2 separate regions of the Mus musculus genome follow, and region 1 is linked to region 2. Evidence: chromatin loops called from intact Hi-C (ENCODE). Cell type or tissue: heart. All regions are shown on one strand. Each heading gives the region's core, and the rest is flanking DNA. Links, peaks and the distances in the headings are about the cores only. Region 1 has its middle 26 kb from the start of Gm52892. Region 2 holds the start of Gm4876 (predicted gene 4876).

Region 1 (2,913 bases), core at 292-2,791, 54 kb after region 2:
CAAAACCCTTGACCTTCAATACATCCTGTTTGCAATATGTACCGGGTAATGGTGGCCCAGAACTTGTTGGAGTGGCCAAGCAATGACTAGACCAACTAGAGACCCTTGCCATAAGAGGGAGCTGTGGCCTGACACTGAGTGGAAGGTCAGGAAGTAGAGGCTGATCGGTCCAGAGACCAAGGATAGAACCAAATGAAACTGCTGAAAAAAAAGGCAATGAAATGAATCCTAATGATATTATACTATAGTCTTTAAAGTCCTAGCCAGCTAATCAGCCTTGAAGAAGGTTCAGTAAAAGGTTCAGCTCTTTCATACTTTGTCTGTCACAGTAAGAAACAAGTATCCCACACAGAATGTTTCTCTAGCAGCCTCTGAATTGTTTTCTAATGCTCTGTCACAGAATCTTTCTCTTTCTCCAGGCATGTGCTTTTAGTGTGTGGGTCAGGGTTGGAGTATGACAGATTGCAGGTGAGAGTTGAAGGGAGCCTCTGACTTGTCACTGTGGTCAAGGGTCATAGTGCCGTCTTTAGAGAGGCCATCAGTAAATCAAAGCAAAAAGATAATGTTAAACGTGTAAGGGATTTTAGTAAGAGGGGTTTTGCCATAAAGTATTTTAGTATTTATGGACTACTAAAACATAGCAGCATGTAAAAATATAACAGCAATAGAACAGAGAACCACAACCTGACATGTAGAACCATGCTGCTATACGCATATATGAATATTTCAAATGCAAAATCTGCCTAGAGTATAAAAGCTCTCTTCCTCTGCTGAGTCCAAGCGTCTTTTAGTCATCACTACTTTATGGGGCATGGAATAGCACTGAGATGATTTGCCATTCAAGACATGACAGTACCTAGGTCCCATAAAGCCTACATCCTACAGAGAGCTTTTGCAGGTGGCTCCCTCAATCCTAAAGTAACATCTGATCCCCCCAAAATTAACCCCTGCAGAGCAGTTCCCGAACGTTCTGGAATACCCAACTCTAAATGTCCAATGACAATTAGAAAATTACATGGCACTTGTGTTAAAGTCTCCTGGAATGAACCTGTAATACCACTAATGAGGGAGGGAAGAAAAAGAACTTTTGGATAAATTAAATGGTTAATTGTTTTCGAGAATCTTGGTCCAAACAGGGAAATGCCTCTTCAGAATGGCCCCCATCCTTTGAGGATACATCTGTATAAGAGAAGCAGGGCAAGGATGTGTGACTCAGAAATTCCACTCCCTAGAAGTCGGCATTTTTTCCTCTTAGCTGGGCTCACAGCCAGTGTAGCCACAACCTTAATAGACTAAGTGGAACTTCGAGTCGTATGACATCAGGAGGATAATCGTAAAGATAAACTGAAAATAGTGGGAGATAACTGACCCTCTAATATGACATGGATAAGTACAAATGGTAAGTTGAATTGGAAAACTGGTAAGAAGTTGCCATATGTGGGAAGTGTGAAGATTTGGTTGCTATAAGTGAAACCTCAGACTTTGGAAGGAGGAAAGATCTCGAATGTCATGAACAAATAAGTATAAGTGGAACCATCTTGGAAAGCATGTTGGTTCATACCTATAATCTTAACACTCAAGAACCCAAGGCAGACCATCCTGGGGAACATGGTAAGACCCTGGATGAAATCCCAAAACAAAGTAAAATGGTGACGTCATCCAAACAAAAAAAACTGGTTGGAGAGATACCTTAGTAGGTGGCATCTCTATAACCTAGCACTAGAGAATAGAAGCAGGAGAGATTTTATGGCTAAAATAGTCCAGATGAAGCAGTAAGTTCAAGATTCAGCGAGAGACTCTATCTCAATAAACAAGGTGGACAGTGCTGGAGAAGTCAACCTTTGTCCAGGACACTTGCAGCACAGGTAAGTATTCTGGCACACATATAACAAAACAGACACACACACACACACACACACACAGAGAGAGAGAGAGAGAGAGAGAGAGAGAGAGAGAGAGAGAGAGAGAGGGAGAGAAACAGACCAACAGACAGACAGACATGGGCACATGCACACACTCAGATACCCACCCACAGAGACCTACACAACACACACACACACTCATGGACACATGGACACATAGACACATACACACACTCAGACACCGACCCACACAGACCTGCACATGCTACACACACACACACACACACACACACACACACAGGGAGAGACAGATAGACACACATGGGCACATGCACACACTCAGACATTCACCCACAGAGACCTACACATCACACACACACACACACACACACGAGTAGAGAAACATCTACTGAAATAAAAGGGGTCCAAAGAATTTGACCAGAAGTGGCAGAATTTACAACCCTTCCAAGGTTTTCCAGGCTCTGTTCATCACAAATTGCTGACGCACAGCCAGCCCCGTCTCCCTGATGTAAACTAGACCACTTGCACTTGACCTGACACTTTGAATTTTGAATTTTGACAGAGGTTTAGATACTTTTTTATCTTAGAAAAATCTCCATATTTGGTCTCATTCAAAAATCACATCTGTAGGCAGAATATAAGCCTTAGCTAAGCACATCAGGTAGGTTTGAATAACTTTGTCTTCCTACCTATACAGATTTGGTAAATAAGAAGCCATGTTTGAAAACCCATCACTTCATTCATATAAGCTGTTGTAGAGGTCTTTTAATCCAGCACCACGGCTGCTCTGACAAGGGTTCATATTCAAAGATCTTCTAGGTCTATGTGATCCAGCTGGAATGCAGACACCGTCTGTGGGACACTGAACCATGCCAGGACACTTGGTAAGGCTGAGTGTGTCCTCCCAAGATCCAGGCACTTCCTGCCCCCACCCCACCCCACACACACTGTAGGCATCTCTCTGCTCCTTACTAACTTCCTGGCCCAGAACAAGTGGTCACATTCCCCACAATGGTCACGTAGCCCAGAA
Region 2 (2,913 bases), core at 242-2,741:
AACAAAAACACATAATTAAAGATCACTTTAAGGAGTCTGGATGGATGGTTCACTCAGTGAGGTGTTTCCCATACAAGCATGAGGTCCTGAATTCAGATTCCCGGCACCCAGGAAAAGAGCCAAACATAATGGGATGCCCGTAGAATCACAACGCTGGGGTGCAAACACGAGGATCCCCAGAGTATCTGGCTAGACAGTATGACAGAACAGCTAAGCTCCGTGCTCAGTGAGCGATCTCATTCCAAAAAAGAAAAAAGAAAAAACACCCTAATCGCAACCTCTGCCCTTTGCACACTTATGCGCCCATACAAACAAACACGTACACATACATACGAAAATTCACTACACCTTGCATTAATTAATAACTGAATTCTCCAGTGACGGCAATGAAATGAGAGCAACATTCTGACTTCAAACTCTTTTGTTCAGTAGAGGAGACATGGTCTACTATGTAGCCCTGGCTGGTTGCTCTATAGACCAAGGCAGCCTAGAATTCACAGACAGCCGATTGACTTTCTCCCAAAATCCTTTTTAATGAGTCACACTCTCATTGGTGAGGTTCTCCCGGACTTACAGGATGAAGTTCCAGACAAGACTGCCAACCAGCAAATCGGTGTCAGAGTCTCAGCTCAGACCCCTGCGGGGACAGTGGCTCCTAGTCAAGTGCCCTTCATGGTGACAGTAATTAGTGCCCTGCATCTAGAGATGACAGAATCAACCTTTATGTTAGAGATGGCTCAATGTGACCCAGTTCAGTCACCACATGATTTGCGTTTTGAAAGTTAGTCGATGTACTAATGAGAAAAGTAAGGTGAGTAGTCCTTAAAGTGAAAAAGGCATGCCGATTTTCTGAAAATATGTCTATTAGTCTTCTCTTGCTAAAATCCCAATTACTTCATCAAAATGACTTCTACCAGTCTCCCACCGGTGGCTTAGGAGGCCAGTAGCAGCTTGTGCCGAAGCCACCCGCTCCATACGTCAGGCAGTGTTTGTATATACTCAGCGTATCCAAGCAGGGCCTTTTTAACTTTCCGTGCTGCGGACAGATCTGTACTTTCCTGAACAGCAGCCAGGAAAAATCTTGAAGATTTGGCAGGAACACGGTGGGAAGCCTGGTGCTGCACCAAGCTGCACTAGAGCCCGGGCTTTCTACAGAGGCGGATGAGCAAAATTCCTCCCTTTGTTTCGCTCTCCATAGGAGGACAAATGGAGGCCCCAGATTGCTATCAGGTTCTATTGTGTAAACTCGGGGTTTCCTTTTTTGGCACTGTGGCCCTTATTCTTTTTCAGCTGGAAAACCAATTAGCATTCTTTTTTATATTTAGGTGTTGGTGCCTGGGCCTTAGAACAGCTTTTGGCCATCTGCCCACATGGCCGTGGTCTCTAGGGCAAGGCCTGACAAATTAAGATAAAACCGTTACTTCATGTTTTCCTCCAATGAGAAAACAAAAACTGTTTCCTGCTCTTATTAATTAGATGGCGTCGATGTCCACATATAACAAATAAAGAGGTAGGCATAATCAGGGTGTCAACCCTGAGCCCTTATCTCGCCCCAGGCGGAGTTCCCCTACAAGAATGTGAGAAGGAAGACCTGTCCAGTTAGGACTAAGCTTTTCTTCTCTTGAAAAAAAGAAAGAAAGAGAGAGAGAGAGAGAGAGAGAGAGAGAGAGAGAGAGAGAGAGAGAGAGAGAGAGAGAGAACCTCCAGCCATCCTTACAGTCAACAGAGGCCTCTGTCAAATGGCTTGCCTTTGTTAACTACGGGGTCACCGTTTGTCCTCTGTGGCATTTTTGCCTCACAGGTTTGAGTGGCGTGACTTACCTGGAGGAAGGAACTGTTAGGAGATTCCAGCCCTGACGAGTGGATTAGTCAGAACAGGCAAGAGGGCCCTGCCCATCTGGAACAAAAATAAACAGAACCAAATACTTCTGTATCTTGAAAGGCAAACAAAATGAAGTTCACGTTCCAGGAACATAGTTTACGATTGGAGAAAGCCCTCTCTGGGCCGGTGTGGCTGTCAGAATAGCCAAGCATGTGCAGGAGAGGAAGAAACGAGCTCGGAATTGCCCAGCTCCGAGAAGTGTTCCTCCTGGTAAGCAGCCTTTGCCATGGCAACAACCTAATGCCACAGATCAGAGGAATGCAGTCCTCCAGCGAGCCGACCTCGGCCTGGCAAAGTCTCCCAGATGATGCAAAATATTTAGAAGGGAAATGGGAAAACAAACAGAAAGGGAACACAGCCATGTGGCTACAGAGCGAAGACAAAAATAAGACACACACACACACACACACACACACACACACACACACACACACACACACCAACAGTGCAGGACAGCTACAACAGCGGGCTTGTGTCCCTGGTACTGAATGTCCACCTCTTTGCTAGAAACAGCCCGCGGGATTACTGCTCCCCCTTCAAGTCTGTCTTTGTAAATAGTGGGTAGTGGCATCCCTTAAGAAAAAAAAAATCAATTGAAAGACTTCTTTAAAGGCTCGGTACAGACCATTTTCTTTGCTACAGATTCTATTCTGGAGCTGTATCATTTAACAAAGGGTCTGTGTTCTGACTCATCCGGAAATTTTTTAGCCATTTTTTTTCTTTCTGTTAGGTTCCTGTCACAGGCAGAGAATGGTCATCTGTAATAACCCAAAGGGAGTGACTAGAACATGCCCAGCCACATGTAAGAAAAATGTAATAGACTAGTGTCTAAGGGCCAGAAATTTCCCAGTACCCTGGGCAGGATTGGTTGCACAACCAGATTTGTTAAGACAGTCTCAGCTTAGTTCAGGTTCAATTACAAATGTGCCTCAGTGCTCACAAGAGTTCCTGTTTGGGATAATAAATATCTGATGGTCCTATTCATGCTCAGAGCCCAAGGGTCTGCTAACTACTTCTACTTCACCCCCCAG

The links. Peaks named below come from ENCODE experiments on the same cell type or tissue, not always from the same donor. Only the 100,000 strongest peaks of a DNase experiment are listed, where the experiment ranks them.
Region 1: a loop joins it to region 2, with 2.3 times the contacts of the local background. A loop is called at or near these places in 2 of 42 quality-filtered maps.

What each region holds. Positions count from the first base shown.
Region 1 is chr6:17,223,826-17,226,738 of GRCm38, forward strand. No RefSeq gene overlaps it. Among named protein-coding and RNA genes, the nearest start is that of Gm52892, 26 kb to the left of the region's middle. In heart, for the core only: no CTCF peak of the experiment used is centred there; a DNase peak (open chromatin) is centred at 1,246.
Region 2 is chr6:17,169,550-17,172,462 of GRCm38, forward strand. Gm4876 (predicted gene 4876) reads right to left here and starts at 2,284. Exons shown (of 3, transcript NR_153844.1): 1 at 1,822-2,284. In heart, for the core only: no CTCF peak of the experiment used is centred there; DNase peaks (open chromatin) are centred at 602, 1,222 and 2,112; H3K4me3 peaks cover 445 bases; H3K27ac peaks cover 1,663 bases.